2 separate regions of the Mus musculus genome follow, and region 1 is linked to region 2. Evidence: chromatin loops called from intact Hi-C (ENCODE). Cell type or tissue: gastrocnemius. All regions are shown on one strand. Links, peaks and the distances in the headings refer to the core of each region. The heading gives the core; the rest is flanking DNA. Region 1 overlaps Galnt15 (polypeptide N-acetylgalactosaminyltransferase 15). Region 2 has its middle 12 kb from the start of Gm41125.

Region 1 (2,925 bases), core at 336-2,835, 78 kb before region 2:
CTGCCTGCAAAAGCCATCTCACCCTCATGGATCAGATATGAGGTGGGGCACAAAGACCAAATGTCTGTGTTTGAACTCACACACAGGCGAACTGGGCCTACACATACTTGAGATCCGCTGGTGTAGGCCCTGGCTGCTGAAAGCAGAGCCAGGACAGCAGACTTAGCCTCTCAGGCTGCAGCCCAGACCTCCGAAATCCAGCTCTGCCCACCAACCCACTACTGCATGTTCACAGGCATGTTGAAGGTTGAGGATCCCTGCTCTGGCTAACCTGACCTAGAAAGTTGACTTTGAACAGGGTTCCCAGAGCATCTTCAGAGCATCTGTAGTGCCCAGGAGCCTGTACTTCAAACAAGCCTTCTGGGTGCTTGGATGCACCACAAATATTAAGTGTAAGCCAGATGGGCACTTTGTAGGTTGCATTTAGCCCTCTGGTGTTCTGGGACGAGACTCTGGGCAGTTTCAGCTCCTTGGTACTACTAAGGATTCTGTGGTAGGCATCCACCAATGCACTCTCAGAGGCTGGGAGGTGACCAGCTTTAAGACCGGCAAGCTTTAAATGTTTGCAATTCAGGTGTCTTTCCCAGGCCTGGTCCAGAAATTGGCAGACTCGGAGTCTACCATAATGGTTTAAGAGCTTAACTTTGGCATCGAACAGGCTGTTGGGTCACATGGCACCAACCCATTCCCCTTTCTACACCTTGATTTTCCTCATTCATAAAATGGACCCCACTGAACAGATCTGTGAAGCAGATTCAGGAGGTAAAAGCCACTTATTGGGGGAGTCTCTAGCACATATTATATGTTTACTAGAGTTTGCCTCTGTCTGGAGACATTTGTTCTGAGATGGGGGTCTAGTGGTGTAGCTCAGGCTGTCTTTAAACCCACAATTCTCCTGCCGCACCCTCCTTCACCGAGTGCTGGTGTCACAGGCATGTACCACCATGAGCCTGTCTTTTGGCTTCTTTTACTCTAGTATTTTTTTATATTTCAGTCTTTCATTATCAGTAACTCCATTGAATGTCCTCCATGCAAACTGATCTCCAGCTGCAATTCTTGAGGAGACCTCAAACCTAGCCAGGAGACTGACAAAAACCAGGGTGGTGTGGGGTCTGGGTGAAGGTCAGGAGGACATGCCTGGGTTAGGAGTCAGGGAGGAGACTGGAGGCGTGTGGGACAAGGGACACCAGAGGCAGAGGTCTCCCAGCCCTGGCAGGAAAGCTCAGGGCTCCACACCACATACAGTGCTTACTATGTGGTGTCTCTTGCTTTTCTACCCAGTAGAATGGGATGGGGGTGGGGGACACTGCTACCTTGGATAGGGTAGAGGTTGTGCCTGGAATCAGATTGCAGGTATGAGCGCTGGTTGTATCGACTGCACTCACTGCCAGTGACCAGCAGAGGGCTCTGTCTACCTCTACATAGAGTTGGTAACTGAGACTCCCAGATTGGAGTGCCCAAGTGTGTGCTTCACTGGAAGCAAAGAGGTTTCTTGACGCCAGAGACCTTTCAGTGTGGAAATGGGGTAGGTCCCAGACAACTGCGATGCACTGGTTACCATGGAGGGAAGAAACAGCCAAAGAAACGGTCTGCCCAACGTATACGTATATATCCAAGCATGTTTATATCAAACACACCTGGTATATGTGTATCCACTTGTACCACCAACTCCTGTGCACACATGAACATTGCACCACAAGTATATACACATGAAACACACTTGCACACAAGCACATGACCATTGCAAGAAACATTTACAACACACATGTTACACGCATGCAAGCTATAGAACACACATATGCATGCCCCATAGAACATAAAAAATATTGTATCATAACATATACATATAGGCATAGGCACAGTACATGTCACATCATACACACATGTACCATATGTATACACATTATACTCCTGCATGCTAAACATAGTAACATCTACACCTGTGCCCAGTAATCATGCCACAAAATGCACCCAGTTCATACTGTACACACAGCATATCCATGTACTACATAATAAATGCATAATACACGCACATGTGTCTTACACACAGAGCACTTGCAGCACATATGCAGCACATACAATATGTATAACACATATAATATACACAAAGGCCCATAATACATATGAAACACTGTCCCAGCACAATACACATACACACTACATAAAAACAAGACAAACACACAACTTAACACACACACAGTTCCACATAATACATGCCCCAATGCACAATAGATATACTATGTATGTATGTACAGTCTACATCCACAGCTTGAAAACACACACACCATCATATCAATATAGCTCACACCTATGCTTATCATACCACACAACCTGCAGATACCAAACCCTAAACTACTATGCACATGTACTACCCACCACACACCCCATTTAAAGTACATAGCATAATATACACTCAACACACAGTGCACGCACAGGTCATAGGTGCACAAGCACATGTGTGCATGTGTAGGGTGCTTTGGAAACACAGTCACACACACACACACACACACACACACACACACATCCCCAAAGCCAGAGCCAGTGTTTCTTGTTTATGGAATGGAGATGTTCACTCTAGCTCTCAGCCAGTGAGAACACGCACGGAATGAACTGCTAAGCTGTTCCTTCATCCAGCAGCTGTATGGGGTGTGCGGGATGCTGGGTCATGCAGTGTGCAATCGCTCCTGACCTTCTGCAGACTCAACACAGCAGGGGAAGCAGGCACTGCAGAAATGCACACACTCAGAGCCATGTCTGTTCTACAAGGTGTTGTGAGTTCAAAGACAGCCCGAAACCAGAGCAGGGCAGGAGTGTCCTGGGAAGAACTTTTATAGCCAAAGTGTGAAGTTAGCATAGCAGAACTGGGACTCAGGGCAGGTGAGTATTGCAGGACACACAACCTAAACTGGCTCGTGCTCCCAGTGA
Region 2 (2,925 bases), core at 314-2,813:
TGCTGGTCATGTGAGTGTGAGCATCTATATTTAAAAACTGGGCATGGTGGCTTGAGACAGTCTTCGTTCCTCTCCCTCCTGGTCCTCTCAGGTGTACTGCCTGACAGCTCATCCGCCTGCCTGCAGCATCTCCTCTACCTGGAAATTTCCCAGGGGCCATTTACAACAAACAAGATCCAAGTTCATATGATCACTCTCCGGTGTCCAGTCATATCCACGTATTGTTTTAATAAACAAATATTGAAAAACATATTCTGGACCTGCTTGTATTATACACATACAGAACCTGTGCAAACTGAGCAGACTTAGCAAGAACAACAAAAACCCACCCCCCTCAAGCCCTCACAGGCCGCAGACAACACTAAATCCACATCCACCCGACAGCATTGGTGATAGAGTCAGTGAACGGATGCCTCTCCTGGCCTGGGATGTGACCGTGTCCTCAGTGGGTCTCACATCGTACAAAAGGCTCTCAAAATACAGTGCATTTCTGTGCTTCTGGGTAATTTGAAGGACTTTTTATTGTGTGTGTCCATGTGCATGTGTATGTTTCTGTGCATACAAGTGCATTTACTCATGTGTGAGCATGTATGAAGACCAGAGGTCAACCTCAAGTGTCGTTCCTCAGTTATTCTCTCTCTCTCTCTCTCCCTCTCTCTCTCTCTCTCTGTGTGAGCATACACATACTCTCTCTCTCTCTTTTGAGACAGAATCTCACTATGAACCTTTGGCTGCCCTAGAACTTGCGGCATACACCAGGCTGGCCTTGAACTCTCCACCTTGTGTTTTGAGACAGGGTCTCCCACTGGCCTTCTGCTCACAAAGTAGACTAGGCTGTTTGGCTATCAAGGCCCATGGATCCCCTGTCACCACCTCCCTGGCACTGCCATACGTTCATGCCCACCGACCAAGAGGGCTACACCAGCTTTCAGCTTGCTCTCAAGCTAGGACACGGGGGTGGGGCTGTTGTTATTTAGCTCTCTGATTCGGATCTAGCTTTTGCAGTTCCCTGGGCATTTTTCATTTTCTGGCTGTTTGTGTGCTCCACTGCCTACAGTTCTCAAAGCACTCCCAGGAGACAAAGGACATCATGCCACCCATTTGTCAGATTTGGAAACTAACACTTTTCAGATTCGAAGTCTTATCTGAGATCAGACACGCTGGGTAATAGAGAGAGCTGGAGGCAGAACCCAAACTTTTCAACTTGAATTCTAAATTCAAAATATTCAAATGTTTCAATTTATTAAAATGTTGAATACCATCGTGCTTTCTTGGAAGGGTTTGCTTAAAATCATTGTCTGAAACTGAGGCTCATGTGACCAGTAGACTTCCCTTTCAGACCTAAAATAATCTTGCAATCCACAGCCTACAGTTCTAGAGGGATAGAATTGACTAGACTCTGTTCTTCTGTTGCCCTCTGGTGGCCACTGCACAAATAACACATCACAGAGTCGCAGGGCAAAGTCAAATGCGGCTCTCTGGATGTGAAACTGAGAATGGCAGCCGGTGATGGCTGGACAGCCTGAGCTACATAGTGAGACCCATGTCAAAAAAAAAAGTTATTTTAAAAATAAAGCCAGAAGATAAAGCAGGACCCTCAAGGGTCATAGATAATTAAATGGTAGGTGACTACAAAATCCCGGGAACAACATCTAACAGGCATATGTAGAAAATGCACACAGCCCAGGTGTCTTGCTCTCTCTCATCAGGAGAAAGGGCCCAAATTGAGCTCTGAAGGGCAAGCCAGGCTATGTGTGTGTGTGTGTGTGTGTGTGTGTGTGTGTGTGTGTGCACGTGCGCACGCAGAGGTTAGGAATTCAGGGACCTGTCAAAACGCATGGTGACTGCACCGGAATTCTGAACATAAGACTTGAGGGGAAGGGGTAGGGGAGGCTAAAATCCAAATGTCCAAATGTGGTTGGATCTGATAAGAAAAGGATTTTGTGTCACAGATGCATTTAAGATTGTCCCTAAGCTAATATTACCAAATTTTAAAGGATGTTATCAATAAAAATATTTAACTATCCATCCTTTATGTTTATTTATATATTTTATTTTTATATATTTTATTTTGTGTCTGTGGTATGTATGTGTGTATGTGTGTGTGTAATGTGTATATATGTGTGTGTTTGTGTGTATAAATGTGTGTGAGTGTGTGTGCATGTATGAGTGTGTGTGGTGTATGTGTGTGTGTGGACATGTGTGTAATGTGTGTATATGTGTGTGTGTTTGTGTGTGTGTGTGCATGTATGAGTGTGTGTGTGTACATGTGTGTAATGTGTGTGTGTAGCTCAGAAGACAGTTTCTGTGAGTAGTTCTCTTTCCACGCCACACAGGCTGGACATCAGGCACCTTTGCCAGCTGAACCATCTTGATGGCCTAGGCACCACTTCTTGAAGGTTCTGCCTCCAAGAGATATCAGCACGCTGAGTGCTAAGCTCCCAGCAGCTGCACCTCTGGAGGACACACTTACACCAGACTCTTCCCGGCAACACTTAGCATCTCAGCACTTGGAGGAGGACTACAAGTTCCTGGCCTGTGCTATTCACCCACACGCGACTGCCTTACTTGGGAGTCAGCTAACAGCTGCCATGACTCCTGCTGCCAACTAGCTGTTTCTGTAAAATAATTAGAAGGCTTTATCTTTTCATACTGGAGACAAGTCAGTTTATTTTAGAAGATTCTCACAAGGTGCCCTACTTTGGTTTCTATGTTGTGATAAAACACTGAGCAAAACCAACTTGGGGGGGGGGGCTTATTCCACTTATAGGTTACAGCCCACTAAGGACCTTGAAGCAGAAACCATGGAGGAATAAACATTGTTTACTGACTTGCCTCTAGTTCATGGTAGCCCAGGCCCACCTAGGGATGTCACCATGGGCTGGGCCCTCTTACATCAATTAGTAATTAAGAGAATGCATCATG

What was found. A loop is a pair of places that touch in the nucleus more often than their neighbours do. Peaks named below come from ENCODE experiments on the same cell type or tissue, not always from the same donor. Only the 100,000 strongest peaks of a DNase experiment are listed, where the experiment ranks them.
Region 1: it touches region 2 in a loop (11-fold over the local background); 29 of 42 quality-filtered maps call a loop at or near these places.

What each region holds. Positions count from the first base shown.
Region 1 is chr14:32,031,178-32,034,102 of GRCm38, reverse strand. The region is part of intron 1 of Galnt15 (polypeptide N-acetylgalactosaminyltransferase 15); the gene reads right to left. Among named protein-coding and RNA genes, the nearest start is that of Galnt15, 3.5 kb to the right of the region's middle. In gastrocnemius, for the core only: a CTCF peak has its summit at 1,398 (motif pointing right); a DNase peak (open chromatin) is centred at 1,394; H3K4me3 peaks cover 2,500 bases; H3K27ac peaks cover 2,393 bases.
Region 2 is chr14:31,953,606-31,956,530 of GRCm38, reverse strand. No RefSeq gene overlaps it. Among named protein-coding and RNA genes, the nearest start is that of Gm41125, 12 kb to the right of the region's middle. In gastrocnemius, for the core only: a CTCF peak has its summit at 1,413 (motif pointing left); DNase peaks (open chromatin) are centred at 889 and 1,426; H3K27ac peaks cover 950 bases.